Regions from separate parts of the Homo sapiens genome. Here region 1 is linked to region 2. A link is an interaction called in ENCODE POLR2A ChIA-PET data of the cell type or tissue named here. Cell type or tissue: IMR-90. All regions are shown on one strand. Each heading gives the region's core, and the rest is flanking DNA. Links, peaks and the distances in the headings are about the cores only.

What was found. Peaks named below come from ENCODE experiments on the same cell type or tissue, not always from the same donor. Only the 100,000 strongest peaks of a DNase experiment are listed, where the experiment ranks them.
Region 1: POLR2A ChIA-PET joins it to region 2 with 5 read pairs; 2 of 35 experiments call an interaction of 5 or more read pairs at or near these places.

The regions. Positions count from the first base shown.
Region 1 is chr4:187,598,878-187,602,877 of GRCh38, reverse strand. The region is part of intron 2 of LINC02492 (long intergenic non-protein coding RNA 2492); the gene reads left to right. The region is part of intron 1 of LOC105377604 (a long non-coding RNA gene); the gene reads left to right. Among named protein-coding and RNA genes, the nearest start is that of LINC02492, 72 kb to the left of the region's middle. RefSeq lists an enhancer at 1-844. In IMR-90, for the core only: no CTCF peak of the experiment used is centred there; no DNase peak of the experiment used is centred there; H3K27ac peaks cover 256 bases.
Region 2 is chr4:186,834,991-186,843,172 of GRCh38, reverse strand. LOC124900877 (a long non-coding RNA gene) reads left to right here and starts at 2,355. Exons shown (of 2, transcript XR_007058506.1): 1 at 2,355-2,431; 2 at 3,910-4,777. It overlaps LOC102723906 (a long non-coding RNA gene), which reads right to left and starts at 2,511. Exons shown (of 5, transcript XR_939594.3): 1 at 2,184-2,511. In IMR-90, for the core only: no CTCF peak of the experiment used is centred there; DNase peaks (open chromatin) are centred at 2,712 and 3,462; H3K4me3 peaks cover 337 bases; H3K27ac peaks cover 1,904 bases.

The DNA.
Region 1 (4,000 bases), core at 1-4,000, 760 kb before region 2:
GAAGACCTTGGCATGGTTTGCTGGCAGCCATACCAATGACAGCAAGACGGTAATTTTGTGGAAGGAACTGACTCTGTAACAGAAGAGCACACACATTGTTTAGTCCAAAAGGGAGCAGGTGGGAGCAGAGCACCCCAGGAAGTCTGTCTCCTTAATGGCAGGGAGTCGAGCTCCATAGTTGATAGACGCTGGTCAAGAGGCAGAAACAGGCAAAGGCAGGAAAGACGCACATGCATAGGCTAAAATCTCGCTAGGGTGTGCTGAGTGTGGGTGCGTGGCATTCTCGGAAAACAAAAGCAATACATATCTCCTCATCCCTTTTCCTTATTTGTGAGAAATCCTTACTCTGAGGAAGCAAATAGTGATGAGTTAATACTGGAAAACCGGGCAGCACACTTGGCAAATTATTATCACTTCCTTTGGTGTTCATGGTAATAACATTAATCATTAGAAATTCCTGCAGCGTGACATTATTTCCTCCTCTTTGATCTCAGAAGGAAATCTCAAGCAAACTGTCATTTGCCAAACGGACCAGTGAAGAGATTTTTTTTTTCTCTTCGTGGTTGTAAGTGATTTTAAAATGAAGACCCATTGTCAAATCTATGAAGAAAAAGTGAGGCATAGTCCAGGTTTGACTGGACTGGATTAAACCTAGATTCATGCCCTAATATTAGCGAAAGCAAACCATCATTCACATTTAGGTGTCAGTTCTGTCAAACAACAGTATATTGCACACAAATAACTTAGAATGTCTTTCAGCAGCTGACACATACAATCTTTCTTTTGTTTAACCATGGTTATAACTTTGTTTAAGTGCTCATTGCATTATTTTCCATATTATATTTACTATTAAGTCCAACAATATTCCTCTTTTTTCACTCCATATAATGTGCTCATAATAATAGGAGACAAAGCTGGAGGCATTAAAACTAGTTCACAGTGTTAGACAGTTTAAAGAATGCTAGTTTGAGAGTTAAAGACTAAAGCAGGAACTTGTAAAGTGACAGTTCCATGTCATGGTCTGTTTATTCAAATTAGCTCAATTTTAAGCATAGAGAATGTTGAGGTTTAAACTATCTTATTCTTTCAAAAGTGAATGCCTTTATCTTTCTTACACAGACTTCATAAATTTCATGATACCTTCACATAGAAAATACTTAGCCCAGTTTGATTATTGTTACTTTTCTTTAACAGCCGACTGCTACTGGGTCCTATAAATGCAGAGTGAAATGTTCTTATTATCATCTGGCTGTAATGTTGACTAAAGCACTTACATTTATATCATCTTCTGTGTTGATAGCACCTGTTGTCATTGTCAACAGAGAGGTATATATTGTTTACATTGATTTGGATTTTGTTTCTTTGTTTTTCATTTGTTAAGTAGCAAATCACTGACCGTTATGTTGCTTGGACACCCGCTTTTTTTTTATTTTTAGTGTCAAAGGATTTGGCTTTAGTTTTCAGACTTTACTCTGCTTCAATAAAGCATTTAATGACTATGTAAAATATGGACTAAAATATTGTACATTCATGGAGGTTTAACCACTGGATATTTATGCCTGTATTACCCTGATACAAATATTCAGCTGTATCTGAATAGTTAAAATGTCTTTTAGAATACCACGTGGGTTAGACAGAAGTTCACTATCAATAATTTAGAATATATGTAATCTTACATGCTGCCAAGAAGGAAGTAAAAATAAGTACATAATCTTTGAGAGGTCAGGATTCATTTTTTCTGTCGTGTATTCATTCATTAAAATGATCGAATATTCAATGTTACTCTCAGTATTGAAATTGGGAGCAAATGTAGTCCTTGCTTTCATGGAGCTTATAGTCTCTGGAGGTGATAGACTTTAACTAATTAATAACACTCAGATAATACAAATATGGCTTGTCCTGTGAAGAAAAACTCGAGGGAGTAGTGAGAGTGCAATGGAGTAGATTGAAGGCAGCAAAACTCTTCTGTGAAGAGGAGCAGTTTAGGTGGGAGCTGATGATGAGATCGCCATGATTAAATGGATTAGGCTTATGTTGATCCACAGCAAGAGAAACAGTGTTCCAGGCCAAGGAGCAAATCCTCACATGCACTGCGAGGAAGAGGAACACAAAGACATGGCTGGAGAGTGGGGATACTGATAGAAACATCGACTCTGACTTTAGTTTTTAGAACAGTTTTAGGTTCATAAAAAAATTAGGAAGATGGTACAGATAGTTCCCATACACCCAAGCCAGTTCCCACTATCATTAACAGCTTATATTAGCATGGTACCTTTGCATAATTAATGAACTAATATTATAAATATCTTATGAACTGAAGCCCATAGCTTATTCAGACTTCCTTAGGTTTTTTTTGTTTTTAACTTAGTCGCACTCAGTTCCCCAGGCTGGAGTGCAGTGGCATGATCTTGGCTCACTGCAACCTCCACCTCCCAGGTTCAAGAGATTCTCCTGCCTCAGCCTCCTGAGTAACTGGGATTACAGGCATGCACCACTACACCTGGCTAATTTTTGTATTTTTAGCAGAGAAGGGGTTTCACCATGTTGGCCAGGCTGGTCTCGAACTCCTGACCTCAGGTGATCCACCAGCCTTGGCCTCCCACAGTGCTGGGATTACAGGAGTGAGCCACTGTGCCTGGCCCAGACTTCCTTAGTTTCTACCCAACATCAGCTTTAGGTTCCGGAATCCTATGGGACACCATGTTACATTTAGTGGCCGTGACTCCTCAGGCTCCTCTTGGCTGTCATAGTTTCTCAGACTTCCTGTGTTTTTGATGACCCCAACAATTTTGAGAAGTCCTCTTTTGTAGGTTGCCCTCTGTTGGAAATTTTCTGACTTTTTTTCCCCTCATGATTAGACTAGATTTGTGTCTTTTGTAGAGGAAAATCACAAAGCTAAGCCGCCATTTTCATTGCATCATATCGTGGGCAAGCACTGTCAGCATGATTTGTGACTGTTGGTTCTGACTTCGACTTGAATCACCTGGCTGAGGTCGTGTTTTCTTCCCTGTAAAGTGGCTCCTCCGCTGCCTCGCCCTGCACTTTCCAGAATCTACCCCTTGGAAGGGAGTCTGTATGTGTAGCTCACACTTAGGGATTAGGAGTTATGCTCCAATCCCTCAAGGCTGGAGTAGCTTCCTTAAAGGCAAAACAGTGGCATAAGTTATTAGAAATGATTTGGCAGGGGATTTGATTTGACTCCCCGATTTATTCATTTATTCAATCATTCTTTATATCAGTGTAGACTCGTGGATTTTTTTTTTTTTTTTTGAGACAGGGTCTTGCTCTGTTGCCAGGCTGTAGTGCAGTGGTGCTATCTGGGCTCACTGCAACTTCTGTCTCTTGGGTTCAAGCGATTCTCCTGCCTCAGCCTCCTGAGTAGCTGGGATTACAGGCACGCGCCGCCACGCCCAGCTTATTTTTGTATTTTAGTAGAAATGGGGTTTCACCATGTTGGCCAAGATGGTGTCGATCTCCTGACCTTGTAATCCACCCATCTTGGCCTTCCAAAGTGGTGGGATTACAGGTGTGAGCCACTGCACCAGGCCATGGATATTTCTTTTATAGTTTGGATTATAATCCAACACGACTTATTTTGTGGCTCAAATCGTTCCAGCTTTGGCCATTGGGAGCGCTTTCAGTTGGCTTTGTGCCCCCTTCACACACCCTCATGATGTGAGGTTTTCTGTGGGGAGGAGGGTGCACGCCCTGCTTTCTGTGACTACTGGATGCTCCAGGCTCATCCTGTATACACCTGGCCTTGGTGTTAGTATCAGCCCTCTCTACAAGAAGACTTGGTTTGTTTTATTGGAGGAGGTAGTCAATGCAAGATCTAGGTGTGTTCATTGATACGAGGGTGCCATTTGTTTTAGATCTTCTCAGCTGATAGAGCAAAGAAATAGATGTGTGTATCCTAACGCATGTATATACATACATCTATAAATATTTCCATAGGTGGCCATCTGTATCTATATTAAGCTAAATGTGAGCTTATACTGAT
Region 2 (8,182 bases), core at 1,620-5,619:
ACCAATAACAGACAAACAGACAGCCAAATCATGAGTGAACTCCCATTCACAATTGCTTCAAAGAGAATAAAATACCTAGGAATCCAACTTACAAGGGACGTGAAGGACCTCTTCAAGTAGAACTACAAACCACTGCTCGATAAAATAAAAGAGGATACAAACAGATGGAAGAACATTCCATGCTCATGGGTAAGAAGAATCAATATCATGAAAATGGCCATACTGCCCAAGGTAATTTATAGATTCAATGCCATCCCCATCAAGCTACCAATGACTTTCTTCACAGAATTGGAAAATACTACTTTAAAGTTCATATGGAACCAAAAAAGAGCCCGCATTGCCAAGTCAATCCTAAGCCAAAAGAACAAAGCTGGAGGCATCATGCTACCTGACTTCAAACTATACTACAAGGCTACAGTAACCAAAACAGCATGGTACTGGTACCAAAACAGAGATATAGACCAATGGAACAGAACAGAGCCCTCAGAAATAATGCCACATATCTACAACCATCTGATCTTTGACAAACCTGACAAAAACAAGCAATGGGGAAAGAATTCCCTATTTAATAAATGGTGCTGGGAAAACTGGCTAGCCATATGTAGAAAGCTGAAACTGGATCCCTTCCTTAAACCTTATACAAAAATTAATTCAAGTTGGATTAAAGACTTACATGTTAGACTTAAAACCATAAAAACCCTAGAAAAAAACCTAGGCAATACCATTCAGGACATAGGCATGGGCAAGGACTTCATGTCTAAAACACCAAAAGCAATGGCAACAAAAGCCAAAATTGACAAATCGGATCTAATTAAACCAAAGAGCTTCTGCACAGCAAAAGAAACTACCATCAGAGTGAACAAGCAACCTACAGAATGGGAGAAAATTTTTGCAATCTACTCAGACAAAGGGCTAATATCCAGAATCTACAATGAACTCAAACAAATTTACAAGAAAAAAACAAACAACCCCATCAACAAGTAGGTGAAGGATATGAACAGACACTTCTCAAAAGAAGACATTTATGCAGCCAAAAAACACATGAAAAAATGCTCATCATCACTGGCCATCAGAGAAATGCAAATCAAAACCACAATGAGATACCATCTCACACCAGTTAGAATGGCGATCATTAAAAAGTCAGGAAACAACAGGTGCTGGAGAGGATGTGGAGAAATAGGAACACTTTTACACTGTTGGTGGGACTGTAAACTAGTTCAACCATTGTGGAAGTCAGTGTGGCGATTCCTCAGGGATCTAGAACTAGAAATACCATTTGACCCAGCCATCCCATTACTGGGTATATACCCAAAGGATTATAAATCATGCTGCTATAAAGACACATGCACACGTATTTTTATTGTGGCACTATTCACAATAGCAAAGACTTGGAACCAACCCAAATGTCCAACAATGATAGACTGGATTAAGAAAATTTGGCACATATACACCATGGAATACTATGCAGCTATAAAAAATGATGAGTTTATGTCCTTTGTAGGGACATGGATGAAGCTGGAAACCATCATCCTCAGCAAACTATCACAAGAACAAGGAACCAAACACTGCATGTTCTCACTCATAGGTGGGAATTGAACAATGAGAACACATGGACACAGGAAGGGGAACATCACACACCGGGGCCTGTTGTGGGGTGGGGGGAGGGGGGAGGGATAGCATTAGGAGATATACCTAATGTAAATGGCGAGTTAATGGGTGCAGCACACAACATGGCACATGTATACATATGTAACAAACCTGCACGTTGTGCACATGTACCCTAGAACTTAAAGTATATAAAAAAAAGAAAAATTTCAGAAAACACATTTCTAAAATTTTTATCGCCAAAGAATGACTGCAGCAAAACCGGTGGGGAAAGGGACAGCCAAATCAGGCTATTTAATGCATGCGACAAGCATTCACTTCCGGGGTGAAGAATTCCTTTCCGGCCTACAGACCCCGCCCTCACAAAACTGCGGGCAAGTGAAGCGTGCTTCAGCCTCTTCCTCCCCGCGCCTGTCAGTTCACTCTCACTCGCTCATTCACTGCAGCATGAGCATGCCGAGGACCGTGCCAGATCCTGGGTTCCTCGGGGCAGTGAGGGGCCGGATTAATCTATGCCTCCGTCCTTACCCGTGACCTGTGCACTTGAACATCCTATTCCAAGACAGAAAAGTACTCACGGGGTAGCTCCAGGGACCAGCAGCTCCGGCAGGGACCCCCAGGGAACAGGGCTGCCTGCCAACTGGGACCCCAAAGGCTGCTGGTGAGCCCAGGGCAAGGCCGCTGCACCTGCGCCAGGGATGCTTGAAATCCACCGAAAGGGGACAGCCACGTGCTTCCCCTCAGGGATGGAGAGCCTGAGTTGGGTGTGGACCTCAACACTTCCTGAAAGTGAAAACTGAAAGTGTTTGGACAAACTGAGGAGAAAGTGAGCAACACACCAAAAAGAGCGGTGATGGGGAGGGGAGAAAGAAGGGAGGAGAGAAGGAGTCGGGGGAGGAAGGGAGAAGAGGGAGGGAGGAGGAGGGGGAGAAGGAGAGGGAGGGAGAGGAGCGGGAGGGGGAAGAAGGGGGAAAGAAGAGGAGGGAGAGGGAGGAGAAGGAGGGGAAGGGGGGAGGGAGAAGGAGGAGAGAAGGAGAGGGAGTGGGGAGGAGAAGGAGGCGGGAGGAAGGCGAGGGGTGGGAGATGGAAAGTGGAGAGGACTGGGGAGGGGAGAAGGAGGCAGAGTGGGAGGGGAGAACTTTCAATAAAGTTGCACAAGCTCATTGAAGGAGGAGAAGGAGGGGGAGGGAGGAGGATGGGGAGGGAGATGGAGCGGGGTCGAGAGACAGCAGTAGGAGAGAAAGCAGTCCAGAAGGAAGGGTCCTGGGGAAATGGGCATCACAGTGTCTCCTGGCAGGAGGGTGGTGGGTAAGGAATTTCGACAGTGGACTTGGATAGATTGGGAAGGGCCTCAAGGTAAAGGGTGTTTTCCTACATCCCGGAACAAGTAGTGAGTTGTAAGGACAGGGTTGATAAACTCCCACTCAGGAAAGTTAGAGACATGAAGAAGTAGGTTCCACTGTTTAAAAAAAAAAAAAAAAAGTCGTATATGTCTTATTCAAGTCACCCTATTTTAATTTCATAGTCATCCATTATTCCGTCTCTGCTTTCCTCAGCCTTCAGCCAAGCGGTGACTCTCCCTCTCCCAGTTCCGTGGGTGGCTGGGGTCATGGGGGTGTTCTGTGGCTTCCCTCCCTCTCTCCCACCTCTCTGTTTTTCAGAGTGTGGCCCTCTTTACCCCACTCCGTAAAAGACACTGTCATACATGAACGCCGTCTGTGTGTGGCCCTGGAGCCCCTCCAGCCAGATACTAACAGCCACAGCCAGAAAAGGCAAAACATGGATTATAAACTTCAGTGTTAATGTTAGGACTAGCAGTGGCCATGGTGCTTACGCTATTTCTTCTGAAACAGGAACAGAAAGAATAAATGTTCTGGGTTTTTATGAAATGAGTCATCATTGGCAAAAAATTTCTGATCGTTGTATTGCAAGTCATTTGTATTAACTTCTGAAAATATCTGTTTTCTTAATACGTGAAAAAGCATAAAATCAAGAATTTGCCATTTAAAAAATAGACAATACTTTCCGCCCCCCCTTTAAATCCTATTTATGGCAACATTTAAATGACTTACCACAAATTGAAGTGTTAAGAATTATGAAAGAGCCAACTGGAGGCTCCCTTATATCACTGCTCCTATTCTGAAAGAAATGGAGCTCTTTCAGCCATTTTCAGTATTTCCAAGAGTTAAACAGAAATCATAAGTTCACTTTCAATAAAGTTGCACAAGCTAATTGAAATGTCAAGCATTGATTCTGCCTGGGATTGTATTAATGTAATGTGGCAACACCGCTTATCTCTTGCAGATCAAGATTTCTGTTAGAGAGAAAAGAGAAGAGAAGGGAAAAAGGAAGAAGAGAGGGAGAGAAAGAGAAAAGGAGCAAGATTTAGCTCTAGACTTGAGCCAATCTGTTACATTAAGCAATTTTAATCTCAGTAGGTCTGTTTTCTCATCTGTAATTTGGGCACAATCCTGACTTCATGGTGCTCCAGTGAGCTTTGGGAATAATCCATGTTAGCACTCATAGCGTGGAATCACCAACATTTTTTGAGTGCTTACTATGTCCTAGGCCCTGTTCTAGGTGCTTTTCATGGATTCATTAAAAAAATCATGAATTTGGCACACGTATTATCCTCCTCTTAGAATGAGGAAATTGAGATACAGAGCAGTTTGTAAGAACTTATGTGTAAGTCCACACAGCTAATGAACTGGGGTTCTAACCAAGGTAATCCGGTTAAGAGCCCATGCTCTTTGCTGCAAATCCATGTCCTTAACCACACTGTACTGTTACCTTAATAGGAGAAATATGAAGCTATTGTGTGATCAATTCTGTCAGTACTATTATTCCATGTCACTTTTATTAAAAATGAGAAAAAGAAATTGCTATCAAATAAATATATCATGTTTAGTAGACAAAACTTTTCAAATCTCAGGATCTGTGGTGGTAAAATGGTTGGTAATCATTGCACTGTAATGGGGAATTTGACATTTTATAGTCAGTCATTAATTTAGCTACTAGGATGACTCTGATATAAATGGACTTCCTATCATTCATTCATTTTTTCAATCATTCATTCATTCACCAACTACATGTCAAGCACTGCACTATATGCTGTTATGTGAACAGATCGCTATGTCATCAAGTCAAATACAGTGTTATTCTGAAACCACAATGTACTTGTAATTTATGTTTTAATACTCGTTAAATAACAAAACATAGATTCCTAAGTGTATGCTCTGAAATCACAAATCCTGCATTTGATGTACTTTTCCATTTGGTTTGTGTTACTAATTTTTAATTTACTTACGTGCCATTACACAAAAAAAATGTATTTTCGCAAACACACAAAAGGTCTCATGCTACCTCTGAGAAGATTTAATGAATTAATGTATTGCAAACGAATTAATGTAATACAAATAAATAAGAAAAAATTATCCCCAAATAATCCTTACATACAATGGATTTTAAAACAAAAAATACATAAGGCATAGGTCCTAATACACAGTTCTTATAAATCAACTTGGAAATTTTTTTTTTAAGTAAAAAATTTCTAACTACAACCAATTAGAATGCAATTAGCTGCAGTGGATAGCACATTTCCAATTGTCCAACAGTAAGTTATTCGGTTGACAGGTTAACCATGCTCCTTGTGCCGCCATTTTCTCATTTTCTGCTTCCCTGAATCTCTTCCTTTAGCCTAGTGCCTTTCATGAATGTGTAAAGATAAGAGCCTGCAAGAACAGAGTTTTGAGGTGGAACTCGTTGAGACACTTTGGCTCCTCGTTAGCAGTTCTTACAGGAAATAGCCCAGTGAGTTACTTGAGGTTTCACATGCCAGAGTGAAGCCTCCTTTCAGTAGTTAGGCTGCCTCTGTATGACATCTTTACAGCTTGAAAATGCACATATACACCATGGAATACTATGCAGCCATAAAAAATGATGAGTTCATGTCCTTTGTAGGGACATGGATGAAATTGGAAATCATCATTCTCAGTAAACTACCACAGGGACAAAAAACCAAACACCGCATGTTCTCACTCATAGGTGGGAATTGAACAATGAGAACACATGGACACAGGAAGGGGAACATCACACTCTGGGGACTGTTGTGGGGTTGGGGGAGCGGGGAGGTATAGCATTAGGAGATATACCTAATGCTAAATGACGAGTTAATGGGTGCAGCACACCAGCATGGCACATGTATACATATGTAACAAACCTGCACGTTGTGCACATGTACCCTAAAACTTAAAGTATAATAATAATAATAATAATAATAATAATAATAAAAGAAAATGAATTCCTACCTCCATACTTAACAGATCATGAACCTGGAGCCCAGGCAAGGTAGGTGAGTTGCTCAAGGTCATTCAGTGAGAGAACACCACGGTCAAGGTGAGAACCTAGGCTTTGCTCTAATGCCCCAACCTGTTCTTTCCCCCTCCTTTATAATATTTATGCAGACACATCTTCCCAGGACATTTTATTTCTTCAGTATTTCATTGTAGTGAGGAATTGAGTGACTTCACATCAATTAGCATTATTAGCAAACAAGAACGCTAATAATTACAATAAAATTCATTTATTTGAACAACAGTTTTGATTTTTTTTTCCATTGATGGGGTAAACCAGTGTTTATCAATTATTTGCATATAAAATCCTTCCAATTGCTTTAGCAAATAATGGCTGTCTAACACAATGGATAGCAAAAGTTCACTTTTTCCAAGAGCATTTAGTATAGAGCAAATGACTTGAATCTTTTTGGAAGGAGACATAAAATAGGAAAAGAAAGGTAGAAAAGAAAAAAGAGGGAGGAAGAGAAAAGAGAGGGAGGAAGAGAAAGAGGAGGTGCTAATTTTATCATAAGGATTCAGTTCTTCAAGGAAATAATATTTGAATTCACTGGAAATGATTTTTATCATAGATTCTTAGTGTTTGTCAGGAAACTTAATAATATGCAACCATAATCTCCATTTACATTTATCTAAAATGTGTTCTTTAATAGATTACAAAGGCAAACTCTCTAAACTGATACACTTATAAACTATTATTTATATGAGATCATCAGCCTCAGAACAAAATTAGTTTCCCAAAGTTTGACCATTAATTTATCTCTGCTTTAGGGAGCATAGTGTAAATAATTCGATATTTTTAAATTGCCTGCAAAATTCTAGGAAGATAAATGATTAAGATAATTTAATGTAATTTATGTTTAGAATTATACAATCAAATATATCCTACATTCATATATTATCTAGGGATCTGGTGGTAATACTTTTCTAACACATTTTGTTCCATTCATCCTTGGCCTACTTTTATTTGTTCATTTTAAAAGTTTGATCATTCACTTAACTTTGATCTATAATTTCTCTAAATTTTATACATACAAAATCTCTAAACGTCTTCAGTTGCCAGTGTAACAAACATTTATTCAAACATTGTACCTCTAAGAATTAAAAGCAGCTAATTCTTTTTATATATGTTAAAAGTATGAATAAAATTTGGAACAAAAGATACGCTTCATTTCTTATACATAATGGTAAATTAATTGTATTTTCAAAAATAAAATTTTTAATATCCAATAAAGAAGCCAAAGAACTTTTAGTGCATTTAAATAAACTTTTTTCTGATAAATATTTTTTGTACAGTTGCTTTTAAAGGTGCACAATTTGGTTTGTTATGCAAATTTTGTTTTTCCTGAGCTATTCAGATACTTTAAAATATGCATATAAGCTAGCTAGTCATTTTGAATAAAAAGAAAAATAAATGGAGAAATGATTATAACACTGTGAGTATTTATGCCTTTTAAAAATAGAATAAATGCCTAAATATTTGAATTTAGTCTCTGTTGACATAATTTCAAAGACTGGTATTTAAGTAGTTTATTAAGTTATATTTCTGGGGACATTCATAGTACAAATTCAGTGATCATTGTTTTTCTTGAGTTCAGCTGTGGCGTACATAAATGGGGCAATTTAAAAAAATAGTTAAAATAAGTTCCAGCTACTCTGCTGAGGGGTTTTCATGCATTACCTGTTTATTTTCACAATTCTGTGGGGTATAGCTATGTTTATTATCCTCATGTTACAGAAGAAGAAACAGGTTTACATAAACAGCTTGCTTCACAGCTCAGCTTATAGGTGTCCGAGCTGAGATTTGAAGCAAGTTCTGGCTCTCAGTTCTGTCCACGAGTTAACACTTGACTACACGGTATATAAGTTTACTTAAAGAGTCACTTTATAAAATCTATCTAAAAGTCAAAATTCTTCAAACTCTGCATACCCATGCAAGAAAATGGAAAAGATCATTCTCTGGATAATTGAAGAAAATGCTTCTTTCACCTAAGCCGACTAGGTTAGTTGGTAAGAAGTTTGCTATTACTACCTGGATTATCCTCTTTGCCACCTCATCTTTGAAACAGATAACTGAATTGGGTAATAAGACTTTGTGAGCATCACGCTAGGGAAAACTGGTTGATTAGATCAATTCAATGATGTAATTCTATTTTTTTTAATCAACCGAGTTGAATATTTGAAGTTAAATAGTCAAAAATAAAATTTTAATGAGTATTTTTCTT